Regions from separate parts of the Homo sapiens genome. Here region 1 is linked to region 2. A link is an interaction called in ENCODE POLR2A ChIA-PET data of the cell type or tissue named here. Cell type or tissue: OCI-LY7. All regions are shown on one strand. Links, peaks and the distances in the headings refer to the core of each region. The heading gives the core; the rest is flanking DNA.

Region 1 (5,376 bases), core at 325-5,324, 73 kb after region 2:
TCTTTATGGCTATGTCCTTGTGGGGAATGTGCACTTGGAGAGACCCTACGATCGAATGGGAGAAAACCTTCCCAGCTATGACCAACTGGCTTCCTAAATGGACACCAGATGTTTGAATTGTGGGCCTTTTATGGTTTTTGTTTTTTGAGACACAGTCTCACTCTTTTGTCCAGGCTGGAGTACAGTGGCGCCATCTCGGCTCACTGCAACCTCTGCTTCCCAGGTTCAAGCGATCCTCCTGCCTCACCCTCCTGAGTAGCTAGGATAACAGGCACGTACCACCACGCCCGGCTAATTTTTGTATTTTTAATAGAGACGGGGTTTCACTATGTTGGCCAGGCTGGTCTCAAACTCCTGACCTCAGGTGATCCACCCACCTCGGCCTCCCAAAGTGCTGGGATTACAGGTGTGAGCCACTGTGCCTGGCTGAATTAAGGGCCTTTTAGAGGAACCATGCATTTCTGTGCGGATCACTGGTTTCTAAACTAGGCACTTTTGCTCTTTAATTTCTTAATATGTGTGATGCCAAAATTCTGTGGTGATCTGCTGCTGGAAAGATACCTAACCCTGTGAATCTTAGTGATGCCTTGTGGGTGCTGTGGGAGCTCTCCAGGCAGAAAAGACAACTAGGCCCTAGAATTAGGAGATGATTGTCCTGATAAGAGTTAGGATGGAGCCTATTAATAACTTTCCAAATGGCTAACCCAATGCTGAAATTACCCAAGAAGCATTAAGAAAGCAATGTGTTTACAGCAAAGAGCTCTACAGAGGTAGTTGTTAGAGATGCTTGATTTTTTTTTGCCCTATTTATTTATTTTATTATTATTATTTTTTGAAATGGAGTCTTGCTCTGTCGCCCAGGCTGGAGTGCAGTGGCGCGATCTTGGCTCACTGCAACCTCTGTCTCCCGGGTTCAAGCGATTCTCCCGCCTCAGCCTCCTGGAGTAACTGAGATTACAGGCACCCGCCACCATGCTGGCTAATTTTTGTATTTTTGTAGAAATGGGGTTTCACCCTGTTGGCCATGCTGGTCTCCAACTCTTGACCTTAGGTGATCCACCTGCCTCGGCCTCCCAAAGTGCTGGGATTACAGGCGCCTGGCCTTTTTTGCCCAATTAAAAAAAGTTTTTTATTTTGTTTAATAATTTTTTAGAGACAGGGTCTTGCTCTTTCATCCAGGCTAGATGCAGTGGTGCGACCACAGCTCACTGCAGCCTCAAACCCCTGGTCTCAAGGGATCCTCCCGCCACAGCTTCCCAAGTAGCTGAGACTACAGACACAAGCCACCATGCCTGGCTAATTTTTGTTTTTAAATGTATTTATAAAGATAGTGTCTCACTGTGTTGCCCAGGCTGGTCTTCAACTCCTGGCCTCATCCTCCTGAGTAGCCTGAGACTACAGGTGCAAGCCACCATGCCCGGCCTACCCATTTAGAAAAAAAAAAAAAAAAAAAAAAACCCATAGTAAAAATACACATAAATAAAATTTACTACCCTCTCCATTTTAAAGTGGACAGTTCAGTGGCATTAAGTACATTCTCATTGTTGTGCAATCATCAACACCATCTGTCTCCAGAGCTCTTTTCTTCTTGTAAAACTGAAACGACTCACCGGGCGTGGTAGCTCACGCCTGTAATCCCAGCACTTTGGGAGGCTGAGGCGAGCGGATCATCTGAGGTCAGGAGTTCGAGACCAGCCTGGCCAGTATGGTGAAACCCCATCTCTACTAAAAATACAAAAATCAGCTGGGCATGGTGGTGGGGCGCCTGTAGTCCCAGCTACTCAGGAGGCTGAGGCAGGAGAATTGCTCGAACTCGGGAGGTGGAGGTTGCAGTGAGCTGAGATCGCGCCACTGCACTCCAGCTTGGCGACAGAGCGAGACTCCATCTCAAAAAGAAAAAAAAAGAAACAAACAAACAACAAACTGAAACAACTCATTTATTTTTGCGAAACTGAAATTCTGTCCCCATTAAACACTCCTGATGCATCCCTCCCTTATTCCCAGCCCCTGGCAACCACCATCCCACTTTCTGTCTCTATGAATTTCACTACTCTAAGGCCTCATGGAATAATATAACATTTGTCTTTTTGTGACTTACTTCCCTGAGCATATATAGAAATGTATGCGCTCCTACATTATTCATGGTAGTATAAATTAATGCAATCTTCCTGGAGAAAAATTGGAGATAGCTACTAATAGGCTTTGGCCTGGAAATCTTATTGCTAGGTATTTACTCTCCAGAGAGAGTTTGCCAAGATATAGGGTTGAAGATATTATCTTTTTTTTTTTTTTTTTTTTTTGAGACGGAGTGTTGCTCTGTCACCCATGCTGGAGTGCATTGGCACGATCTTGGCTCACTGCAACCTCCACCTCCTGGGTTCAAGCGGTCTTCCTGCCTCAGCCTCCTGAGTAGCTGGGATTACCGGCGTGTGCCAACATGCCTGGCTAATTTTTGTCTTTTTAGTAGAGACGAGTTTTCATTATGTTGGTGAGGCTGGTCTCGAACTCCCGACCTCAGGTGATCCATCTGCCCCGGCCTCCCAAAGTGCTGGGATTATAGGCGTGAGCCACCACACCCGGCCGGGTTGAAGATATTTTCTGTAGCCTTATTTGAAATAGCCCAAAACTGGAAAGTGTCCCTCATTTGGGGATTGATTTGAACAAATTAAGACACAGTGTTAGTATTACAATACTAATGCAGTTATTAAGAAGAAAGACATAGACCTGGGTAGAGTGTAATATTTTGGAAAGATCTCCACTATATATTACTATGTGAAAATGTGCAAGTTGCAGAACCATTGGCTGAGGGTGGTTTTGCAGAAGTTATTAGCATCAAAATGGAGTCACTTACATCAAATCCTAACACAATGGACCCAGGAGGCCATGAAGAGGCAGCCCTGGAGCATGTATGCCCATGCTAAGGACATCCAAAGAATTTTTCAGAGCTGTGATATTCCAGATAAGCTACTTGCTTTTATAAATAAATAAATAAATAAATAAATAAATAAATTAATTAATTTATTTATTTATTTTTGAGATGGAGTCTCACTCTGTCACCCAGGCTGGAGGGCAGAGGTACAATTTCAGCTCACTGCAACCTCTGCCTCCTGGGTTCAAGCGATTCTCCTGCCTCAATCTCCCGAGTAACAGGGACTACAGGTGCCCGCCACCACGCCTGGCTAATTTTTGTATTTTTAGTAGAGACGGGGTTTCACCATATTGGCTAGGCTGGTCTTGAACTCCTGACCTCGTGACCCACCCGCCTCGACTTCCCAAAGTGCTGGGATTACAGGCGTGAGCCACTGCGCCCGGCCCAGATAAGCTACTTGTGCAAGGACAGCTGCCTGAGTGACAAGTGTTTCCGTGTCCACCAATGAACTAATAAACTCCCGCAACAAGCTCCTGCAACCAATGGTCTTTGTTTCAAAACAGTTCATTTGGGCCTTTCCTATTTTTCTTTTTTTAAAAAATTAAATTAAATTAAATTAAATTTATTATTATTTTTTATTTTTTTAATTTTTTTTTTCTGAGACAGAATCTTGCTCTGTCACCCAGGCGGGAGTGCAATGGCACGATCTCGGCTCACTGCAACCTCTGTCTCCCTGGTTCAAGCAATTCTCCTGCCTCAGCCTCCTGCATAGCTGGGATTACAGGCTCGCGCTACTACGCCCAACTAATTTTTGTATTTTTAGTAGAGACGGGGTTTCACCATGTTGGCCAGGCTGGTCTCAAACTCCTGACCTATTCATCCACCCACCCGGCCTCCCAAAGTGCTAGGATTACAGGTGTGAGCCACCGTGCCCAGACTTAAATTTTATTTTTTTTAAAGAGACAGGGTTTCTGTCACCTTGGCTGGAGTACATGGCATGATTATAGCTCTCTGCAGCCTCGACCTCCTGGGCTTAAGTGATCCTCCCACCTTAGCCTCCCTAGTCATTGCGATTGAAGGCCTGAGCTACCACGCCTGGCTCTTTTTTTTCTTTCGAAAGTTTCCCCTGCCCTAACCTCTTTGGATGCTCCTACGGTGGGCCATAGCATGCGGATCTCAGATTGTAATCCCCTGCTATTCCTGAATAAATTCTTTGTTGTCTGGTAACGGTGGCTCACGCCTATAATCCCAGCACTTTGGGAGACTGAGACGGGTAGATCACGATGTCAGGAGTTCGAGACCATCCTGGCCAACATGGTGAAACCCCGTCTCTACTAAAAATACAAAAATTAGCCGGACATGGTGGCACACGCCTGTAGTCCCAGCTACTTGGGAGACTAAGGCAGGAGAGTCACTTGAACCTGGGAGGCAGAGGTTGTAGTGAGCTGAGATCGTGCCACTGAACTCTAGCCTGGGCAACAGAGCAAGACTCCATCTCAGAAAAAAAAAATTCTTTCTTAAAGAGAGTTGATCTCTCTGTTGCTTATTTCAGATTGACAGTTCCTTTTAAATAAATAATAAAATTAAAGGCGCATCTAGATAGATCCATATGGAAAAGAGTATGGAGGTTTCTCAAAGAACTAAAAATAGAACTACAATTTGATCCAGCAATCTCACTACTGAATATCTACCCAAAGGAAAATAAATCATTATATTAAAAGGGTACCTGCACCTGTATGTTTACTGAAGTACTATCCACAATAGCAAAGATGAAGAATCAACCTAGAGGTCCATCCATGGATAATTGGATAGTGAAAATGTGGTACATATACACCATAGAATACTATTCGATGATAAAAAAATAATGGAATCATGTCTTTTGCAGCTACATAGATGGAACCAGAGGCCATTATGTTAAGTGAAACAAGTTAGACATAGAAACACAAATACCACATGTTCTCACTCATAAGCAGGAGCTAAATCATGCCAACATATGGACTTAGAGAGTGGAATGATGGGCAAGGGAGACTCAGAAGGGGTGGGAGGGTGGTGGGTTATGAAAAATCAATGGGTGCAAAGTATGTTATTGAGGTGATGGTTACCCTAAAAGCTCTGACTGCACTGCTATGTAATCTATGCATGTAACAAAATTGCACGTATGTCCCATACATTTAATTATTTTTATTTTATTTTTTATTTTTTTATTTTTTTTTGAGATGGAGTTTCACTCATGTTGCCCAGGCTGGAGTGCAATGGCACGATCTCAGCTCACTGCAACCTCTGCCTCCCGGGTTCAAGTGATTCTCCTGCCTCAGCCTCCTGAGTAGCTGGGATTAGAGGCACCCGCCACCACACCTGACTAATTTTTGTATTTTTAGTAGTGACGGGGTTTCACCATGTTGGCCAGGCTAGTCTTGAACTGACCTCAAGTGATCCACCCGCCTCAGCCTCCCAAAGTGCTAGGATTACAGGTGTGAGCCACCACGCCTGGCTTCCATTGTTCCTTT
Region 2 (5,376 bases), core at 124-5,123:
GGTGCAGAAGCTTGTGCCCATCCCAGCACTTTGGGAGGCTGAGGTGGGAGGATCACTTGAGCCCCAGGGAGTTTGAGACCAGCCTGGGCAACAAAGTGAGGCCTCACTTCTACAAAACAGAACCAAAACTAAAACCAAAAACCAATTAGCTGTGCATGGTGGAGCACACCTGTAATCCCAGCTACCTGGGAGGCTGAGGTGAGAGGACCCTTTGAGCCCAGGAGGTTGAGGCTGCAGTGAGCTATGTTTGCAGCACTGCACTCCAGGCTGGGTGGTAGAGTGAGAACCTGTCTTAAAACAAACAAAAAAAGGGCCGGGCGCGGTGGCTCACGCCTGTAATCCCAGCACTTCGGGAGGCCGAGGCGGGCGGATCACTTGAGGCCAGGAGTTCAAGACCAGCCTGGCCAACATGGTGAAACTCTGTCTCTACTAAAAATACAAAAATAGCCAGACGTGGTGGTGTGTCCCTGTAATCCCAGCTACTTGGGAGGGTGAGGCAGGAGAATCACTTGAACCCGGTGGCAGAGGTTGCAGTGAGTGAAGATCGTGCCATTGCACTCCAGTCTGGGTGACAGAACGAGACTCCATCTCAAAAAAAAAAAAACAATCTCTACAGTGAGAGAATTAATATAGTGTATACTTTCTGGTAGAGGACAATGGTTAAAGAATTCAAGACCAGGCGTGCTGGCTCACGCCTGTAATCTCAACAATTTGGGAAACTGAGGTGAGAGGGTCTCTTGAGGCCAAGAGTTTGAGACTAGCCTGGGCAACATAGTGAGACCCTGTCTCTACAAAAGATACAAAAATTAGCCAAGCAGGGTGGTGCATGCCTATAGTCCCAGCTACTAGGGAGGCTGAAGTGGGAGGATCCCTTGAGCTCAGGAGTTGGAGGCTACAGTGAGTCATGATTGCACCACTGTACTCCAGCCTGGGGGACAGAGTGAGATCCTGCCTCTCAAAATAAAATGAAACAAAAACAATAAAATAAAATAAAGAATTCAAATCTATTTAGTGAAAACTAACAGATTTCTCTCTTTTAATTCTTGGCTCATGGCCAGTGTTTCTCAATAGGAGCCATCTTCACCCCTTCAGGGGCAATGTCTGCAGACATTTTTGGTTGTGACAAATTGGGTTGGGAGGGAGTGTTCATGGCGTCTAATGTTCGTTTTTTGTTTTTTTGAGATGGAGTTTCACTCTCGTTGCCCAGGTTGGAGTGCAATGGCATGATCTCGGCTCACTACAACCTCCACCTTCTGGGTTCATGCGATTCTCCTGCTTCAGCCTCCCGAGTAGCTGGGATTAGAGGCATGTGCCACCACGCCCAGCTAATTTTGTATTTTTAGTAGAGACAGGGTTTCTCCATGTTGGTCAGACTGGTCTTGAACTCCTGACCTCAGGTGATCTACCCACCTCGGCCTCCCAAAGTGCTGGGATTACAGGCGTCAGCCACCGTGCCTGGCTATGGCGTCTAATGAGCAGAGGCTGGATATGCTGCTCAACTTCTCACAGTGCACAGGACAGCCTTTGCACTACAAAGAATGATCCGGCCCCGAATGCCAGTAGTGCCAAGGTTAACAAACTCAGAAATCAAAATAGCTCAGTTTGAACAGGAAGTTGGTGGGCCGTTTGACTAAGATGGAGATGCCAGGTGGGCTTAAGAATTTTCCAGCAAGGCCGGGCGTGGTGGCTCATGCCTGTAATCCCAGCACTTTGGGAGGCCGAGACAGGTGGATCACGAGGTCAGGAGATCGAGACTATCCTGGCTAACACCATGAAACCCCGTCTCTACTAAATATACAAAAAATTAGCCGGGTGAGGTGGCGGGCACCTGTAGTCCCAGCTACTCGGGAGGCTGAGGCAGGAGAATGGCGTGAACCTGGGAGGCAGAGCTTGCAGTGAGCCGAGATCGCGCCACTGCACTCCAGCCTGGGTGACAGAGCAAGACCCCGTCTCAAAAAAAAAAAAAAAATTTCAAAAGGTATGCATTTTTTATGCCGGGTGCAGTTGCTCATGCCTGTAATCCCAGCACTTTGGGAGGAAGAGGCAGGTGGATCACTTGAGGTCAGGAGTTTGAGACCAGTCTGGCCAACACGGTGAAACCCGGTCTCTACTAAAAATACAGAAATTAGCTGAGTGTGGTGGTGCATGCCTGTAGTCCCAGCTACTGGGAGGCTAAGGCAGGAGAGCTGCTTGGACCGGGAAGGCAGAGGTTGCAGTGAGCCGAGATCGTGCCACTGTACTCCAGCCTGGGCAACAGAGTGAGACTCTGTCGCAAAAAAAAAAAAAAAAAGAAAGAAAGTATGCACTTTTTTTTTTTTTTTAAGGAAACAAGGATCTCACTATGTTGCCCAGGAGGGATTGGCACTCCTGGGCTAAAGCGATCCTCCTGCCTCAGCCTTCCAAGTAGCTGAGACTACAGACTTGGGCCACCAGGCCTGTCAAGGTTAGCATCTTTGAGCTCCTAAGTCCAACACTATCGCCATCACTTTTATGGTCCGGATGGCGTTTGGGGCATTTTGGGCATTTTATTTCTTGCCTTCATTCCTTCTCCCCACCCTTAATATTTAAATATTATCCTACTCCCTCTGCTGAGATAGGTACAAGGCTCATCTCACCTCTGGATTCTCCAGTGAGGGTTACTCCAGGGTGGGCCTCTTCCCCTTCACGTCCTGCCAGGCAATCCCCTTGGGGCGAGTCATAACTTTTCTGGACCTCAGTTTCCTTCCCTGTAAAATAAGAACAATAATAATACTTCCTCGGGCTGTTGTCGGGGACTCTTCAGCCCACCACTCCCACCCCGAAGTCCTACCCAGCGCTCACCACAAAGCCTACCCTCTTCTGAGCTCTCTGAATCCTCAAAGCCTCCTCTGAGATAGAGGCTGTGAACGCCTTTCCTACAAATGGGGAAACTGAGGCTGGGAGACCCGAGAACTGGACCATGATCTCAAACCTTTGAGGGAGGGAGCTACCCTGGAAGGCGATGGTCTTCTCCAGAGCCCTCCCAAGGGCGCTCAGTACCACGTGGGCACCCAGAGAAGTTTTCTTATCCCTCTTGGCCCCCTCGGATCCTAACTCCCAGCTCGGCGAGGACCCTGGAAGCGGGTTCAGCCTTCGCTGGTTGAAGCCAGCTCCGAGGCGCATGCGCAAGTGAGCGCGCGCGGTGGCCTGTGGGAGGCTGGCTGCGAGTCCGAAGCTCAGCCCAGACGCCGGCGCTGTTGTCAGGGCGACCGGGGTGGGGCGGGGCCAGAACGTGGCCAAGCCTTTACTCGCTCTTCAATGGTCCCTTGTTTTCACGGGGCCAACCTTCTCTTAATTGTTCTTTGTTGTTAGTTCGTTCCCTTCCTCGATGGACAGAAGCTGACTTGTAGCGTGTGTCTACCAAAGGACAGGCAGAAGCAGGAGGATCTCGGCCATGATTAAGCGCCGGTGGAGACCCCTGACTCAATTCGGTTCATATACACGAGTCAATTTTTTTTTTTCTTTCCTCTTTTGCCTTTGAGTAATCTGTAATTTATTAGCGACATCTATAATTTATCTCACTTCTCCGGCCAGATCTTGCTTAGGCAAAACCGCAAACCTGAAGTTTGCAGAAATGACTCAGTGGTGACTAATTCCATTAGGAAAGCATTCTTCACAAAAGAGTTCACAGCAGGATTTCTTTAAATAGAAAACTTCCTCAGTGCACTGAAAACGATTCATTTTATATAAAACACATTTGGATACCGGATCCTCTTTTCTCTTCACTTTTTTTTTTGAGACTGAATCTTGCTCTGTCGCCTAGGCTGGAGTGCAGTGGTGCGATCTCGGCTCACTGCAACCTCTGCCTCCCGGGTTCAAGCAATTCTCCTGCTTCAGCCTCCCGAGTAGCTGGGACTTCAAGGGCCCGCCACCATGCCCGGCTAATTTTTGTACTTTTAGTAGAGACGGGGTTTCACCATATTGGCCAGGCTGTTCTGGGACTCCTGATCTTGTGATCTGCCCACCTCGGCTTCCCAAAGTGCTGGGATTACAGGCGTGAACCACCGCGTCCGGCCTATTGTTTTTGTAGTTGCATACAGACATAGTCAGGGCCACTGTGTACGATTGTGCAGGTTGTGCCCTGAACAAGTGTGCCTGGCCGAGGGCATGAGAATGGGGCTGAAGTCCGGCCTAGGCTGTGTTCTCCAAGTTGGAGGATAGGGCACCTTCTTCTAATTTGTCTTTTAGAGAGCATACTTCATTCTATTTGCATGAAGTTTCCGTGTGTGCCAGCTGTCTTCCTGCATACGATACTTTTAGTGTCAAAAATATAATCAGGCCTGGCGCGGTGGCTCACGCCTGTAATCCCAGCTCTCTGGGAGGCCGAGGCGGGTGGATCACCTGAGGTCAGGAGTTTGAGACCAGCCTGGCAAACATAGTGAACGCCCATCTCTACCAAAAATACAAAAATTAGCCCAGCATGGTAGTGGGCACCTGTAATCCCAGATACTCGGGAGGCTGAGGCTTGAGAATCACTTGAACCCAGGAGGCAGAGGTTGCAGTGAGCCGAGATCATGCCACTGCACTCCAGCTCAATGATAGGCCAAGACTGTCTAAAACAAAACAAAACAAAACAAATATATACACACACACACACACACACACACACACACACATACATACATACATATATAAAATCAGATACAGTTAGAAAAAAATTAAAAGTTCTTTGTCATACAGCAAGTCTTGATTCAGGAGATGTCAAATCAAGTGGTAAGAAGTTCTCTTACAGCAGTTAGGGCAAGTTTATAAGGCATAAAGGAGGAAGTATTTTGAGCTTTTTTGTGATTGGCTGTTTTACATTAACTTCTTTTTAAGGCAAATAGACCCGTTTAAGCTCATTTGTCTACAGCCGATTGGTTTAATTTCACTGAATCATGCTGACAAGGATGTAAAACTTACATTTTCATGTTTCATTTATGATTAGAGCTAGCATTTCAGGGGAATCAAGATGACAAACTTTGTGTGGTTATGGGTGGTTGGCCTTGGGTGGGGGGGATGAATCTAAACTATAGCCTTCATTTTAACGTTTTTTTGTTTGTTTGTTTGTTTGTTTGTTTGTTTGTTTTGAGACTGATCTCACTTTGTCTCCCAGGCTGTGGAGTGCAGTGGTGTGATCTCGGCTCGCTGCAACCTCCTCTTCCCAGGTTCAAGTGATTCTTGTACCTCAGCCTCCCGAGTAGCTGGGATTACAGGCGTGCGCCACTAAGCCTGGCCCACAATATGCTCTTAATTCCAGGAAGTGGCACAAAAATATACAGCCAAGGGGAAAAGTGTCTAAAGAGTTGAAATGTCCCATCTCATTGCTATTAGAAAAGCATGTTGAAACCATGCCTATCATTTATCCTCTTGTGAGCA

Evidence for each region. Peaks named below come from ENCODE experiments on the same cell type or tissue, not always from the same donor. Only the 100,000 strongest peaks of a DNase experiment are listed, where the experiment ranks them.
Region 1: POLR2A ChIA-PET joins it to region 2 with 37 read pairs; 5 of 35 experiments call an interaction of 5 or more read pairs at or near these places.

What each region holds. Positions count from the first base shown.
Region 1 is chr19:13,656,488-13,661,863 of GRCh38, reverse strand. No RefSeq gene overlaps it. Among named protein-coding and RNA genes, the nearest start is that of YJU2B, 89 kb to the left of the region's middle. In OCI-LY7, for the core only: no CTCF peak of the experiment used is centred there; no DNase peak of the experiment used is centred there.
Region 2 is chr19:13,729,525-13,734,900 of GRCh38, reverse strand. It overlaps a transcript of YJU2B not described here. Among named protein-coding and RNA genes, the nearest start is that of YJU2B, 16 kb to the left of the region's middle. RefSeq lists an enhancer at 3,037-3,086. In OCI-LY7, for the core only: no CTCF peak of the experiment used is centred there; a DNase peak (open chromatin) is centred at 3,200; H3K4me3 peaks cover 1,646 bases; H3K27ac peaks cover 385 bases.